Regions from separate parts of the Homo sapiens genome. Here region 2 is linked to region 1. The links are chromatin loops, found by intact Hi-C in ENCODE. Cell type or tissue: GM12878. All regions are shown on one strand. Each heading gives the region's core, and the rest is flanking DNA. Links, peaks and the distances in the headings are about the cores only.

Region 1 (10,960 bases), core at 2,764-7,763:
ACAAGCAGACATTTTTAAAAATAGAACTTCACAGACAATGCTTTTCTTTCAGTGCATGACAAAACTTTCATCTGTTAGTTTTCACTTCCCCTATGTGTTACAGCAGCTCTTCTAAGAATGATCAATCTGTGGAGGGGAAAAGAAGACAAAAAATCTGAATGAAAAAGGCACTATGAGACTTACCATTATTAGTGACTTGAAAAAACTGACTCCATTCCTAAACTTTTCCTTAAATTAAAAGACTGAGAGCTAAACTAATTTGTGTACTTTGTAATTTCCCTTTAGCCAATCAGCATTTGGAAAGTGAGCTTTTTAACTATAATTTTATGCACTCTTATCTATCCATACATAATCTTCAGCTTGATGTCTCTGTTGCAATGATTCTGTGACCTTCCCTCCCAGAAATGCCTTTGATACCACTCCTTCTGTTATCCACCAATTTCTCTAACACTTCCCAGCCCATTATAGATTCCTCTTCTTCCACCTACCCTTGAATGTTTTAGACATTTCGTAGACTCCTCAAACTCAATGCATTGAAAATGAAGCTTCGGGGCTGGGTGCAGTGGCTCATGCCTGTAATCTCAGCATGTTGGGAGGCAGGCCAAGGTGGGAAGATCCCTTGAGCCCAGGAGTTCAAGACCAGCCTGGCTAACATGATAAAATCCCATCTCTAAAAAAAATATAAAAATTAGCTGGGTGTGGTAGCACACACCTATAGTTCCAGATACTCAGGAAGCTGAGGCAGGAGGATTGTTTGAGCCTGGGAGGTGGAGGTTGCAGTGAGCAGATTGTGCCACAGTACTTCAGCCTGGGTGACAGAGTGAGACCTTGTCTCAAAAAAAAAAAAAAAAAAAAGGCTGAAAAGGAGACCAGGGGCCAGATCATGCAAGGCCTTTTAGGCTTTTAAAGATTATAGAGTTTATCCTAAGAGCAGTGGGAAGCCACTGAAGGGTCTTGAATAGGGGAAACAACATAATCCAATTTGCATTTTAAAAAGACAGCTCTGACCAAAACCCATGAAATTCTTACGTATATAAGTCCAACAAAATATGTGTAAAATCTAGAATCTATATGAGCAAAACTATAAAACACTGATAGATGAAGGGGGGAAGAAGGGGGAAAGGTAAGCAAATTATAGCCCAGAGGCCAAATGTAGCTTATTCCTGTTTTTGTATCCCAAGGTTAAGGATGCTTTTTATGTTTTTAAATGGTTGGAAACAAATCAAAACGAGAATAATGTTCTGCAACAAGTGAAAATTATATGAAATTCTAAATTCAGTACCCACAAATAAAGCTCCATTGGAACGCCAGTCACACTCATTTGTTTACATACTCATTTGCCTATGGTGGCTTCTGTGCTACAATGGAGAGATGAGTAGCTATGAAATGTGTGACACACAGACTGTATGCTTCACTTTTACTGCTTTGTGGCACTCTACAAATTGCAGGATTTCCACTGGTGCATCTATCAGCTGTGTGAAATTACATTTTTCAAAGATAATACATAAAATTATAAAATAAAATTATGAAATACGTAAAATTTCATTACAGATATGAATTAATAGATGAACATTTGTAATCAATTTTGATGAGAGGAAGTACTAACTTTGAACCCCCATCAAGCACAATGTTATCCTCCCCAAAATGGAATTTCATTCTTCTCACTAGCAAACCTCTGTTATAAAATATTGTACCTAAATATATTTTGCCTTTTATCAAAAACATTTGCCAAAAAAAAAATGACAAGAGAATGAAGACAAACCCCAGAGTAGGAGAAATTATGTGAAACATTCATATCTGACAAAGGACTTTGTATTTGGAATATATAAAGAACTTTCAAAACTCAACAAAAAGAAAAACCCAATAAAAAACAGGTAAAAGATTTGAGCAGACACTTAACCAAATATATATGATTTTTGATCTTTTTTTTTGAGACAGGATCTCACTCTGTCACCCAGTCTGGTGTGTAGTGGTATGATCACAGCTCACTGCAGCCTCAACCTCCCTGGCTCAATCAAGCCTCTCACCTCAGCCTCTGGAGTAGCTGGGACTATGGGCACATGCCACTATGCCTGGCTAATTTTTCTATTTTTTTTATAGAGATGGGGTTTCTCCATGTTGTCCAGGGTGGTCTCAAACTCTTGGGCTCAAGGGACCCAGCTGCCTCGGCCTCCCCAAAATGTTGAGATTACAGGCATGAGACACTGTGCCCAGCCAAAGATACATGGATTGCATTTAAACAATATAAAAATTGTAAATATAATTTACAATATTTATAATATTGTAGTAAATAAAATTTATAATATTGTAAATATAATTAGCCACATGGAAGTGCAAATTAAAACTACAATGTGCTACCACTACACATTTATTAGAATGGTTAAAATAAAATTAAAACAAAAACAACTGATGCTAGCGAGGATGTGAAGCAATTGAAACTCATATATTGCTGGTGGGAATGTAAATGGTTCAGGTATTCTGAAAAACAGTTTTGCAGTTTCTTATAGAGTTAATCATAAACTTACCTTGGAGCCCAGCAATCCCACTCCTAGGTATTTACCCAAGATAAATAAAAACTTTTGTTTACACTAAAACCAATACACAAAGGTTTACAGCCAAAAGCTGGAAACAATCTAAATGTTAGGTGGCAGTGGTTACATAACTGCATACATTTGTCAAAACTCACAGAACCGGCAGGTAGGCTGGGCGCGGTAGCTCATGCCTGTAATCCCAGCACTGTGGGAGGCTGAGGCGGGTGGATCACTTGAGGCCAGGAGTTTGAGACTAGCCTGGCCAACATGGTGAAATCCTGTCTCTACCAAAAATACAAAAATTAGCCAGGCATGGTGGTGTATGCCCGTAATCTTAGCTACTCAGGAGGCTGAGGCATGAGAATTGCTTGAACCTGGGTGGCGGAGGTTGCAGTGAGCCGAGGTTGCATTGTGCCACTGCACCACAGTCTAAGACAAACAAACAACTCATAGAACTACGCACTTAAAAAAAGTGAATTTTACTACATGTAAATTTACCTTCAATAAACCTGACTTTAAAAAGACAGCTCTGCTGCTATGTAGAAAATGGACTCGGGAAGAACAGGACAGGAGGCTTAAAAGACTGACATAGGCAAACTAAGATCTGATGAGGATCTGGATTAGGATGTGGTGTCAGGGAAGGCAGAGAAAGATGCAGGAATGACTGGATTTTGAAGAGTAAAAAGTATTGAGGTTTTAGGTTTATGTATTCAAATGATTATGGAGCCATTTACTGAGATGACAACATTGGAGGAGGTGCAACTTTTGAAGGGAAGACTATGAGTCCATATTTTGTCACCCTGCATACAAGACAGTATATGAATTTAGGAGTCTGAAACATGGATGAGAATTCTGTGGTTCTCCTCTGCTTAGGAATTACTAGTATAGAGATATTTAGGCCGAAAAGAAAATAGTGAGCTGAGGAGGTGGCCTTGGTGGGTGAACCAGGGAGAAGGGGCTACTTCCTCTCCCCTAACTGAAAACTAACAGCCAAGGTGTGATGACACAGAAGCCAGATGAGGAAATGTCATGAAGGAGAAAGACAATAACTATTTCAAATGCTGCTGAGAGGTAACGGAAAATGAGGACTTACATACATGCCCATTGGACTTGGCAACATGAGCTCATCTGTGACCTTAGCATGAACTATTTGGTTCAGTGGTGGGGATGGAAACCAGACTGCAGTGAGTTGAAGAGTGAGATAATAGAGCAATGGTAGATAACTTTTGGAGAAGAGTAGGCAGGAAGGAGAAGCAAGAAGGAGCTAGGAGGATGGGGGTCCAGAAAGGATTTCCTTATTTTAAGATGGGAAAACCTAGATAATGTTGAATGGTAATATTGGGGAAAGATACAGGCCAGGGTGAGAGGCTGAAAAAACAGGAAAGAGGAAAGAATCACAATACTTAGAATGTTAAAACTGTGCAGGTTTCTAATTCAACTGTGTTTTATGGACAAAGGAATCGAAGCCTAGAAGAGACAGTGACTTTCCTAAGGACACACAGTAAATAAGAAAGACCCAGAACTGGGACTCAAGGCTACAACTACCTACAATATGTTTTGTTTTTACCTTTTTTGGTAGATGTTTTTTTCTTTTGTTGTATATGCTCACTGTGGAAACTCAGAAAAGCATAAAGAAAATAGAAACCATATGTAAACTTATTATTCAGAAGTAACTTTTATTAACAGTTTGGGGGCAGTTCCTGTCAGTCACCAAGAATTTAAATTAAAAAATTCCCTGTGTACTTAGCACTATGCAGCACTGAATACAAAAAAGAATAAGGCATCTTGGCATAATATCTTGTTAACCAAGTTAAACAGACTCTGATAAGAGTGGGATTAAGTTTTCTCTTTGTAAGTAGTACAATATATTTGCTTTTTCAAAGACTAGTAGATAATAGTAAAAATAATTCCCCACTTTGAGTAAAAGTAAGTTAATTCAGTCAAAAGATGGCTAAGCTGATTAACAGCTATCACTTATCAACAGAATAGCCAAATGAGACTCACCAGGAACACCATTTGCTTATGTCAGTGTTGTGTGCACTAGGAACCCATGTTGCATATGACATTCGTTTACAAGTTTGTGTCCATCTGTATTCATCTGGTTTAAAACCGAGACACTTATACATATGTAACAAACCTGCACATTGTGCACATGTACCCTAAAACTTAAAGTATAATAATAAAAAACAAAAAACAAAAAAACCGAGACATGAACCAGGCAAACACCTTTAGCAAGCACCAGATGGAGCTGCTGTCTAAGCCACAAAACCTTAACCACGAGGGCTTCATTTTAAACACTAATTATATTTGGAGACAAAGAGGTGCACTTAAAGACACTGTCAAAACTATTTTAACCTACAACAGTCTCATAGAGGGGGAATCTGTACCAGATGCAGGTCTGTCCAAAGAGCAATCCTTGGGTTTTACAGCCTTTGTGAAATGACTTCAGTGGCAATCAATAACTAGCAGCTTTCCCTGCTCAACACCAACGCTCCCCAAATGGGAAACTCCAGTCTCCAAAGTTATGCTTGAGAAATAAGAAATGTGTCTCCTGAGGCACTTACACAAGGAAATAAAACAGTCTATCCTGGTGTCTTCTATTTATTTGCCAGAACAGGTCTGATACAGAGCACCCAAATGGAATGTTTGATAAGAAAAGCTCATTTACCTCCACATTCCTTATAATCTCAAAGCAAATCTTCTAGATGAAATAGTCTATGGGAGAGTTTAATGGCTGAAGCTGCCCCTAGGAGGTAGCCAGGATTCCATGATCTAAAATCCTATTTCATATTTGACAGTTTTCAGGACCAAAGCCCTTCAGGCTATAGATTAAGCTATTCAAGAGTGGCCTATTTCACTTCAAGTCATGACAGCTTTTTAAGAACCTATTACTGTTTTTTATTCTCTCTACTGCCATACAATGACAATAATTAGTTTGCTTCTAGTCCAACAGTTTCAGGCAGATTTGATACCAAAAAAAAACCCCACAAAAATACAAAAAAACAACAAACAAATCCACAATGGATTTCAATCTTGAAATAAACTGGCCAGCAGAAAGAGCTGGAGCTCCTCAAGCTGGATTCAATTTCCATTAGTGAAGAAAAGGAAAGTGTGTAGGTGGGAGATTAAACACCATATATACAGCATTTCCTAAAGGCACCCAAGGAGAATCTGTTAATAATAAAGGAGGATGGAGAATGAACTGCTAAGCTCCTCCAATTCTGTGACTCCCGAAGCCCACCATCTCTCTCCATAAAATCTGTCACATTGCCATGGAGGCAGAGTCAAGAATCCTCACTGCTGTACGTGGGCTTTTAAGGACACTCTCAGTGAGGATCTATTGCCTATATGTCATCCCACATATTAGTCCATCTCCAGGATGCTAGGGAACAATTTACAAGTCAAGGTTCTCACTAGGCTTTTGTTAAAGAACATGTGGGTCACTTAAAAAAAAGGAAAGGAAAATGTGACAACCATACCCACGTCACTGTTCCCAACCTTTCCTTCTTCCACAGTGAAAAATGCTGACCTGACACCTCAACCAGCTGCCAAACTCTTCAGTATATGACTAAAAGGGTGGGGAGAGGAAGTGAAAGCAAAGCTGCAGGAAGAAGTTTTGCAGAAGATAAAACACAGCTTAAATTTGGTACACAAATGGAAATTCCATGAGTAAAAGGGACTTTCTTGAGATCTGACTGAAAAAAAAAATTATCATTCCTTGCTATCACAAGAACATGAGGTTCTCCTATCTAAAGAAGAAACCAAAGTAAAATCTGCTTAATTTTGGAAACTTAATGAAATCTCCAGAAGCCCATCCAGTTCCAATTGTTCTAACCACAACAGTTTTTCTAACAGTTCACTGCTCCTGTCACATGGTAGTCATCTCAGGATAAGAATCATGTAACAACAAATGCACCCCTGCAAAGCAGCACCGCTCAGTTCCAACTAATTTTTAAATTCAAACTCTTTGACGAATCAGTTAACTACTACTAATAATAATTATTATAAACTTGGTAATAACTAGTTATAAGATTAGAAGTTCCAAAATGTTCCCTGAAACCACTTTAGACCCCTATTTAAGAAGGTATACATCAGAGAAGAAGTTAAAGTATTATCTAATAACAGCCAAGACTCCATAGTCTTTTATAGTTTTATTTTATTCACAAGCTTTTTCTTCTGCTTGGAATGTATTTCCTCTAATGCTGTTCCATTTGTTGAAACCCTATTTATCCTTCAAGATGCAGTTTAAATTTTACCTCTGTGATGAAGTTTTGCCTAACTCGATTATACCACATTGTTTTGTAATTATGTAAGTCCCCAGAAGGCAGGTCTAAGTGTTTTTCCTCTCTATATCTCTTGAATTGTTTGGAATACATTGGATACTAAATAAATGTTTTCACTCAAGAATAATTCTAGTTAGCATTTACTACTAAGTACCAGGCCCTTTACCCATAAAAACTCATAATTCGGCCAGGTGCGGTGGCTCAAGCCTGTAATCCCAACACTACATTTTGGGAGGCCAAGGCGGGCAGATCACCTGAAGTCAGGAGTTTGAGACCAGCCTGGCCAACATGGTGAAACTCTGTCCATACTAAAAATACAAAAATTAGCCAGGCGTGGTGGTGCGCGCCTGTAGTCCCAGCTACTCAGAAAGCTGAGGCAGGAGAATCACTTGAACCTGGGAGGGGGAGGTTGCAGTGAGCCGAGATCGCGCCACTGCACTCCAGCCTAGGCAACAGAGCGAGACTCTATCTCAAAAAAACAAAACAAAACAAACACCTCATAATTCTCACAAAACTCTATGATAGACATACTATTATTTGCCCTACTTTACTGATGAAGAAACTGAAACTTGCCCAAGGTCACATAGCTAGTAAATGGCAGAGCCAGGATGAATGCATGCATGCACGTATGCATGCATAAATGGTATAGCTTCATGGCATCTGGAGGCTGCTTTAAACATAAACATGGCAGTGTCTGAAAGACAGTCCACACAGCAGCAGCAGCAGCAGCAGCACTGTCCACCATAGTGGAATTCCACCATGAATGAAGAAGTGTAAGAAATAGGCACACCCACACCTTCCCCTCCTCAGCTCTAAGATGATCAGTCCAGGTGCTCACTGCAGAATAAGCCAGAAGGAAACAAACAGGCATAAACTTAGCTAGTAGGCTGTCTCAAAGTTGTGTTTTTTGTGTTTCAGAGTGTTGAGGAAGTAATATTACGAGGCAAATTAAGCATGATCTTTCATCCAGCTCTCCAAGTCAGGAACCACTCTGATTTGGAGGGGCCACTGAAGTGGCTGGTTGAGAGTGAGTTGGTGAGATGTTGCTATCAGTCACCTTGCTCTGTTCCTCTTCTCCATTGCCCTCAACCTCAGAGCCAACTGCCAAGTGAAGAAAGCTGGACTGCAGGCTAAATTAGGGAGTCACAGCTGATTGAGATGTGAGAAGACAGGGAATAAGAAAGAGACTAAATAAGGGCAGAGCAAAATTCAAATAAGAGAAGGTGGGAAAAAGGAAATTGGGAAGGAAGGAGAAATAAGAAAATAGTTAATGATTCTAAGAAAAATCCTGCTTGAATGTTTATAGCCACATAATCAGAGTGAGCAATGTCATTTTCTACCACTCTTCACTCATTTTTGGAGGCTTTATTGTCTTGTGTTACTTTATGTTTGGCAGGAGGCATTATTTTTCCAATTAAAAGAAATTTTACCTTTCCCAGCTATAGAAAAGAGTGAACAATACATACTGTAAAACATTTATAATTTAGACTTTTAAAGGGAAAAAGTACTTCTAAATTAATGAAAGTCTGAATTACACAATACTTTGAAGAAGTATAGATTTATTGCTTTTGAGGAAATACCATAATAAACTAGTCTTTCCTAGTGCAGATATTTGGACCTGTTCTAATAAATAAGTTGGAATTATTTTCTTAATGGTTGTAAATACATAACTTAAAATGCAGTCAAAGAATACTTCTCACACTGGAATCTGGGATGTGTTTTCAAGGGTCTATGAGTTCTCCAAAAGAGCTGAATATTAAACTGAAAGTAAAGTTTACATCTAAAATAAACTAATGTAAACACAGGCAGGATCATTGCAATGGCCATATTAACTAAGCACAGCAATATAATTTCCAGGACTACAAATACCTTTCTGTTTCTAATATGAGCTGACACCAAGCACACTACTTTAACTGTAAGAAATAATGAGAAAAGAAAGGCTCACTTAATATGTAGATGATACAGTTCTACCAAGTAAAGACCAAAATGACATCATGGTGCAACCACTGTGTATTGTACCAATCTTGAATTTTCAATACCGTAGAAAGAAATGTGGCATAAGAAGACAGCCAATGGTAATGAAAACTGCAAAGAAAACTAGGGTGGCTGGCAGCTCCTTACCCACACAGTAAGCAGCAATTTAGTTTCAGCAAAACTTCATCTATTATATTAAATTGCTGTTAATTTGCATTTCATTAGTTTTGCAGGGTTTTTTTGTACTTAACTTTCAAATTTGTTTTATAGCTAAATGACAACTATAAGCATAAAGAATTTATACCTAACTTTATGTTTTTTGTATTTAAGTAAAATTATAATAATGTACGTCAACACTGACAGAGCACAGTTATTTTTTTCAGTTAAAAGGAGGTCTATAAATTACCAAAGTTTGAAAAGTAGTGCTTAAAAACAATAATCTCTTATGTCAGGTAAGCATTCCTCTTGTGATCTTATTCACATTACTAATTTGCTAAGAATCTGTTAAAGGAGTATAATAACTACCGTCAAACAAAGCTCTTATGAAAATGAATTAAGATAAAATATATAAAATGCCTAACTCGAAGGCTGATTCATAGTAAGCACTTAATAAATATTAGTTATTTTCTCCTTTTATTAAATTTCTACATCCAGCGGAGGCCAGGAAGGGGTATGATCCCTCTAATCTCCTCCACACATATCCACACCCCATCTTGACATACCAATTGGGCACTTGGGAAGCTATTTCAATGGGAACACTGTTAACTATGCTTAGGTTAGACTTCAGTTATCATGGATGATTTAATTGAAAGTTTTAGCTGCCTTGTAAACCTGTTTAAGACTTATTGCTTCTACAGGGAAAACATACTCCAAGTTCTGAGCAAGTGACTTGCAAGGAAACTTTAGCATTCCATCTTGGACTTGTGTTTTGCATCAATTTCAAGAGATGCTGTCAGATTCTATCAGGAAGGAGTTGCTGAGCAATAAGGTAATGTGATACTATTGTGCTTTAAGAATTCAGGTGGAAATGGAAAGAATATATTGACAGGAGGCAAGGTGAAAGGTAATGTAGTTGTTTCAACTAGTATAATACTAGTCCAGAGAAGGCCCCAAACTAATATAGTGGCAGTGGGAATTAACAAGCAGGGGCTGATGTGAGAGGCTAAATTGATAATTTTTATCAACCAGTGGGATAATAAGAGTGACTAAAGATGACCCTGTGGTCTGTATAGATCAAAACCCAGGATCAGTTTCCCAGAGATATACTGAAATGTGGACAATCAAGCTAGCACCAACTGCACTACTTTAACTGTAGAAAATCATGAGACAGATGATGTCCGAATGGAAATAACAAACACATTCTAAAACAAAATGTGTGATTTAAAATTCTTCCCATTGAGAAATATCCAGATCTTTAATTACTATTTACTTATGTAAACTTGACTCTAAACCTTGACTGCAAGTGGTTTAGTGAGAGCAGTAAAGAAGATGCAGGATGCTGAGGTGGATGAGAGAGAAAATGAAAAAGGCAAAGTGACAATTCTTTAGTTAGTTTTATTTTATTACAGAATAAAGTTAGAAAAATGAGACTTGGGTTTAGTAACTGAAGTGATGAGGCCAGTGATGGACCATGAAGGATGGGAACTGTGGCCAGGGCATTCGAGAACTCCAGATGTGCATGAGCACATGACAATAGGTTTCCACAGGACTGTTCTCAAGAAAACAGCAGAAGCTCAGACTCTGGGGAGTTACTGGATATTAATATACAAGGAGACCGCAGTCTGACAGAGGAAAAACTAAACTATCCCCCAATAAAAATATGCTGGGTCTTAATTCTCCTCATCAGTGAGATATCTACCTGTGGTTTGTATCACTGGACTACTAAAGTGAGCCCAAACACCTCCCAGTGGAAAGTGAGAGGTGGAATGCCAGCCATTCTTGAAGAGGTGCTGGGCCCCTGGCCCTTGTGGGTGCCAGAGCACTAGGAGTATTTCCATTCCTATCGTAACCACTCACCAATTAGGAGAACCCTCAGAGGCACAAATCAACAACACTCAAGGCCATTGCTAATAAGATTTGTAAAAACAGACAACTTATCAAACTCTCTAGGCCGAACGGTCCTTACCTTTTTTTTTAAATGAAAAAAAAATTCTTTATATTATACAAGTAATC
Region 2 (6,585 bases), core at 1-5,000, 200 kb before region 1:
ACTTGACACAAACCCAAATTGAGACGCTTTCTATGAAACAACTGGCCTGCAATCTTCCAAAGTGTCAAGGTCATGAAAGTCAAGGATAGACTGGGGAACTGTCACAGAATTAAGGAGACCAAGAGAAAAAAACACAAAATTTTAAAGGACATTACAATTAATGAAATTAAATTTGAATATGGAGTGCAAATTAGACAATAGCCTTATATTGATGTTAAATTTCTTCTTCTTTTTCTTCTTTTTTTTTTTTTTGAGTGAGGGTCTCACTCTGTCACCCAGGCTGGAGTGCAGTGGCATGATCAAGGCTCATTGCAGTTTCCACCTCCCCAATTCAAGCAATCCTCCCACCTCAGCCTCCCAAGTAGCTGGGACTTCAGACACATGCCACCATGCCTGGCTAATTTCTTGTAGAGATAGGAGTTTGCCATGTTGCCCAGGCTGGTCTCGAACTCCTGAGCTCAAGCAATCTGCCCGCCTCACCTCCCAAAGTGTTGGGATTACAGGTGTGAGCCACCGTGCCTGGCCAATGATAAATTTCTTAATTTAAAAAACTGTACTGTGGTTATATAAGAGAATTTCCTCATTTTTAGGAAATATACACTTGAATAATTTAAGGGTGAAGGGATACCATGTCTGCAACTTACCCAACTAATAGAAAAAAATCAGTATGCATACATAAAAATAGAGAATAATAAAGCAGTTGAAGTAAAATTTAAACAGTCTGATGAATCTGGGTAAAACAGACAGGAGTTTTTTGTACTCTTTTCTCTGAATTTAAAATTATACCAAAATAAAAATTTACAAAAAAAAAAAAGAAGCATGAGAAAGCCTGCCTCTTCTAGATGACCTGAGGAGGTACTACTAGGGCGGGGCTTGGGAGGCAGCTAGAGAGCGAGTGCCTGCACCCTGAGGATGTGGGCTTTCATGGGGCTGGGAAGTCTCTTTGCTACTCTGGCTTCCAGCCGCTCCTCAGCTTGGTTCTACAATTTGAAGTCCTGGGAATGAGGCTTTTCCAGCTGAGCAGACAGGGCTGTCAGCAGCAACACTGTCAGGTCTACTGTGAGTCTACTGTTGAGAGTCTCAGACTCACAGAGTCAGAGACTCACCCTGGTTGTGAGTCTACTGTGGGTGAACCTGGACTAGGTGCCTTTTCATGTTATCAAACACTGATGTAGGCATGTATCTATCTATCTTTCTTTCTTTCTTTCCTTCCTTCCTTCTTTCTTTTTTTTTTTTTTTTTTTTTGAGATAAGGTCTCACTCTGTCACCCAGGCTAGAGTACAGTGGTGCAATTATACACATCTCACTGCAGCCACAACCTCCTAGGCCCAAGTGATCTTGTCACCTCTGCTTCACAGGTAGCTGGGACTACAGGCACATGCCATCATGCCCAGCTAATTTTTTTTGTAGAGACAGGATCTTGCTTTGTCGCCCAGGCTGGTCTTGAACTCCTGAGCTCAACCGATCCGCCCACCTCAGCCTCCCAAAGTGCTGGGATTACAAGCGTGAGCCCTTGCGGCTGGCCAGAATCTTGTTTAAGCTTTAAACAAGTAACCTGCTTAAATATGTAGGCTCATCATTTCTGTTTTCCAGGTGAGGTAACTGAGTCTCAGTGAGGTGAGGCTGGACCTCTTCCAACTCTGACTCCAGGGATCATCTACCCCCGCCCCCCCCACCCCAAGTTCCACTCCTTGCACAGGCTGGGGCTTCCCTACTCCGAGCCTCAGCACATGCTGCTCCCTTTGCCTGCACACGGGCCCACCACATGTCTCTGCCTATTGATTTTCCGGCCCAGCCAAGACTGAAGTTGGGGTCTCCTGCCTCTGAATCCTAGGTTTTCAGGGAAAATTAAACACCAGCTGGGCTGAAATCAAGCTTTGCTTTACTGTGAACAAGTCATTTTCCACCTGAATTAAAACCAACCCAAGGGGGGAGAGGATGCTAGAAACACATTTTTGAAGCTGTTTTGAGAGACAGCTGCCATAATGGAAACAAAACAAAACAGGCTAGAAAAGGGGTTGGGGGGTGGGAGATGGTTATGCCTTTCCTTCCCTGTCAGTGAGATCATTCTACTGGTCCCCCTCTGGGCCCTGCTACCCCACTTATTGGGCCTCAGTTTCCCATTTGTAAAATGAGAAAGTAAGGCAATAGCAGGAGTTCTCCTCCAAGGTGTATGACTGACTCACTTACGAAACCTAAAATCTATACTCCCTGGCCCCACCCAGTCAGTAGGCCAAGGTTGGGACTTGGCCTTTTGCTTTTTTTTTTTTTTTTTTTTTTAACAAAGTCCCACTTCTGGTAGGCACACTTTGTGCTGTTTGAGCACCTCCAGATAGTCCCTGCAGGCTCTTCCATCACTGCAGTCCTCCGTCCTCTGACCAGTGATCGGGTGGCAGTGGATTCCTGGGACTCACTGAGGCCCCTTCCCCATGCCCACCAGTTCCTGGGCCACCTCCCGAAGGGCCACTTTGCACCTCTTTGCTGTCTTTCAAGAATCCTGACCGGCACTCGGCTTCTGACGACTGATAATGCTTGGAAACTCAGAGTCACACTCTTGTGGCTGCAAATTAGTAAACCTGAAAGCTCCTCGTCAACTCAGGCGAGCTGTGTGAGTGGGAAGAGGCCTTAGTTTTTGCAACTGCTGTCCCTGGGGGCAAACTGAAAAACAAACTGTATCACATCCTGAAGGCCAAAGGCCACACCCTCAGCCCCAGTGGAGGACTCTGGGGCAAGGATATTTCCTGGAGTCAGAGGAGAGGAGCCTCCATCTGAGCGCCACACCCCCACCCCGCATGGGCTCTGCACTTCCTCCTCAGTGGGGACTTGCTTTTCCCTTCTTCCTCATCCTGTTTCTGCCCCAGGCCCTGGCCCCTCACTGCCAGCCCCACACTCTGGGGAGGAAAGACCCTTTTTAGCGATGGGACTCCGAAAAGTTAACTGACCTGTCTAAGCCTCAGGTTCCTTATCTGTTGAATGTGGCCGTAATGCCTCACACTGTTGTTGGGAAGATTAAGTGATACATAAGGCATGGGAAGTGCTTACAGCAGAGCCTGATGCAGCACAGCCCTAGTAGACTATTAGCGTTATTCTGGAACTCCCTTCCTGCCTCACGGGTGAGCTCTTTCCCATTAATCAAGACCCAGCTCCCCTCCTTTGGGAGGACTTCCCAGGCCAGGCTCCTCAACAGCCTTTCTCTGTTGTCTGCGCACAGCACATTTTCCCTTCCTAGGCTGCCTCCCTCACCAGACTGGCAGGGGCTGAGCTTGTTCATTTGCATGTTCCCAGACAGGAAGGCTCAGTCAGTGCTGGTGGGTGTGCTGCAGTGGAGCTTGTTCCAATCTGGGACAGGGTAAGTGGGGTGGACAGTGGTTGCCCCAGTACAGTAGGCATGTGCCTCTGGCCACCTGGAGGGACCCTACAGGTATTTCCCCCAGCAATAGTGAACCATCATGGCCAGGTGCTGGAACATCCCACTTCAGCCATGGGATGGGTGCACAACCCTACAGCCATGGGCAGCGTCATGACAGTGCATCCACCGAGGTCTAAATGGCCGACTCATGAATGCCCTTCTGGCCATAAGCTGATGGCAGGTTGAGAATTACTCCTGCAGGACAGATGCTCCCCTGCAGAAGGGAGAAGCGTGCGTCACTTGCCCTACCCCTTGGACCAGTGGCAATGCCATCTCCAAATGAAATTCATGGCAAGGGCCTCCTGGCTCTTCGAATGTCACCAAAGAGCTTTCAGACCCTCCTTCTCTCCCTCTTCTTTCCAGCCCCTGCCCCTCTTCAGAAGGCTGGAAGCTCTCGCTTTAGATTCTTCCTGGATAACAAATTAGAATCTTAGGACCCTCAGAGTGCAGTCCCGCCCTCCAGCTTGGTGTCAGCCTCACCTCTGAGAGCTATTCCCCCAACAACGTCTTCTCTTCCAGCCCCTGAGAACTTGGCTGAACTTCCTTCAAAATGGTGTTTATTCGGCCAGGTGCAGTGGCTCACACCTATAATCCCAGCAGTTTGGGAGGCCAAGGCAGGCAGATCACCTGAGGTCAGGAGTTTGAGACCAGCCTGGCCAACACTGTGAAACCCTGTCTCTACTAAAAATATAAAAATTAGCCAAGCATGATGGTGCATGCCTGTAATCCCAGCTACTTGGGAGGCTGAGGCTGGGAGAACTGCTTGAACCTGGGAGGCAGAGTCTGCAGTGAGCCAAGACTGTGTCACTGCACTCCAGCCTGGGCGACAGAGCGAGACACTGTCCCAAAAAAAAAAAAAAAAAAAAAGGAAAAAAGAAAAAAGATGTTTATTTGCTTTCCATCTTGCCTGCATTTTGTCCATTTGTCCATCCATTTATTGGTCAGGAAAGGCTTTCCTGAAGAGGTGACATTTGATAAGAGGGCCAAGGGATAAGGAGTAGTTAGCTGGGCCAAGGCAGGGTCTAGGATGGAACGGGAAGAAGCTTCCAGGCAGAGGGGTGATCATGTGTGAAGGACCCGGGAAAGAAGAGAATGAGGCAGAATGGAGGAATTGAAAGATGGTCCAGGAAGCAGTATCAGAAATTGAGAGAGGCATAATGGGAGTTGAAGTTTTGAAGAGTAGGCTGGGACCAAATTATGCAGGGTCTGTAGGCCATGTAAGGGCAATGGCCATTGTCCTGAGAGTAATGGAAAATCATGGCAAGGTGACAGTGGGACGTTGATATGACCAAATGTGGATCTGAAAATGTCACTCTGCTGTGTAGAGAGCAGACAGGAGTGAGCAGGGTTGGTTTCATAGATGTACAACTCGTGTAAGCAAATTGTACTTGGGGTCTAATGCTCTGAGATTGCTGTCTTGGAATTCTTAATCACATTATTTTTGAATTTGCTTTTCTTAAGTACAGTCTGGTGGGACAATGAAGCATACATCAAGGACTTGGAGCCTTGGCTCCTGTGGTCCTGCTTCCAACTGCCTCCCCTGGACTTGTTCTCAGTCTTCTCCACTTCTGCCTAGCAACCACTGCCACACTCTGCCCCCAGCAGAGACCTGAGTGCAGGCATGGGGACAGTCCGGGTCAAGGGCACACCTGGTAGCATCTGAGGATTGGCCATGGCAATGTGGCCCCTGCCCCAGGCTGGCAACACCATGGCAAATTCAACAGGCGACTCAGGGGGCTGAGCCTCTCACTCACTTCTGACCCTGGTTCCTAGTGCATCCTGGCCTGGATTTTGCAACACCCCTGGGGACTGCCTGTCCGCTGTGGGTTGGTGAGGCAGGTCCATGGGAAATGGCAATGCCTGGCTTGACTTCCCCAACCTCCGCTGGGGAACGCAGAATGCAGATCAGCGTGGTGGCTGACAGGAGGAGAAGTCCAGCAACTGGTGAATTTCACACAGAACTGAGTCAAGTCAGAGGGTGGGGCGGGGCAAGTTGTCCCACAGATATTCCCATGCCCAAGGGAGTGTAACGTTAAATAACAAATCAAAAACACCATTCCAGGTTGAGAGAGAGACTGCAGTAAAGAAACAAGTTTTATAGATTAGTACCTTTAACGGCAATTTTGTCCCTGCTTTTTGAGTAAGAGGTCTCACATTTTTATTTTGCACTGGACTCGCAAATTATGTAGCTGTCCAGGCAGTGAGCAATCAGTGAGATCAAGCTTGTGAAAGTGATGGAGGTCCTGTAAATATTGATCCTCCTTCTGTGGCAGCTGTTGTTACTGGTTTTGTTGTTTCTGTGGCTCAGAGGGATGGATGAAGTGTCTTCAGGAGCGGAGTCCTGCCAGTCAGTGGTGGGGGCTGTGACAATAAATGTTATAAAAACTGATTTTGCATTTTATTCTCAATCCTTGTAGCTACTGCTTCTTGAATTCTTCAAGCAGATGTGTTCAGATACCAGGCAAAACAGGCAGGGGCTCTGCCTGGGAGGGGTATGCCCCCACAGCCTGGCCTGAGGCACAACTGCACAGACCTCAAGGCAAATTGTTTTGAAGCAGCTGGAACAGTCACTAAAAAGCGGTGATTTTCAGGGATGGATTCCTCTCCCCAAGGGCCTGGGCCTGGGTGTGGGTGGGGCTGGTGTGAATAGGGGCCCCCTAAGACAGTACTCTTTTCTGAGGGGCACTCAGACATCTCAGTCTTGCTCCTCCATCTCCCTGACATCCCACCAATCCACTCAAGCCCCATCGCACCTGCCCCAACCAGACCTCATTCCTGTAAAAGTCATCACAATATCTTCTTCTGGTCTCACCCGCTCTGAGCCACTCCTTATGGAGAAAGAACTCCCTAGAACCTGTCTGTCAGTCTCTAGGCCCCTCAGAGCAAAAACCAAGTCTGCCTCCCCTTGAGGCCCCGGTCCCAGCAGGACCCTGCAGGAGTTGGTGCTCAGCAGTGCTTGTGTGCCTGGGCTGAGGAGAAGGTTGTGGTGGTCACGTGGTTGGCTTTCGGCATCCCCGGCTGCCCATTCGCAAGGCCAACCATGGGGAAGTATGAGCACGTGACCCACCTAGGGCCAAGGAGACACAAGGGAAGGTCTCCTGGGGAGCTGGGCAGAAGGGAGGGTGCAGGGGCTTTGGAGAAAATGAGACACAAGGGCAGGTGTCCTTTTCTTTCTC

The links. Peaks named below come from ENCODE experiments on the same cell type or tissue, not always from the same donor. Only the 100,000 strongest peaks of a DNase experiment are listed, where the experiment ranks them.
Region 2: a loop joins it to region 1, with 2.7 times the contacts of the local background. A loop is called at or near these places in 2 of 110 quality-filtered maps.

Annotation. Positions count from the first base shown.
Region 1 is chr15:77,181,915-77,192,874 of GRCh38, forward strand. PEAK1 (pseudopodium enriched atypical kinase 1) reads right to left here. Exons shown (of 10, transcript NM_001385026.1): 7 at 1-126. The coding sequence starts at 12. Among named protein-coding and RNA genes, the nearest start is that of LINC00597, 38 kb to the right of the region's middle. RefSeq lists enhancers at 1-11, 5,831-6,050. In GM12878, for the core only: a CTCF peak has its summit at 4,782 (motif pointing right); DNase peaks (open chromatin) are centred at 3,695, 4,797 and 6,037; H3K27ac peaks cover 1,945 bases.
Region 2 is chr15:76,985,996-76,992,580 of GRCh38, forward strand. No RefSeq gene overlaps it. Among named protein-coding and RNA genes, the nearest start is that of PSTPIP1, 5.8 kb to the right of the region's middle. RefSeq lists an enhancer at 2,377-2,536. In GM12878, for the core only: no CTCF peak of the experiment used is centred there; DNase peaks (open chromatin) are centred at 2,302 and 2,636; H3K4me3 peaks cover 1,357 bases; H3K27ac peaks cover 1,947 bases.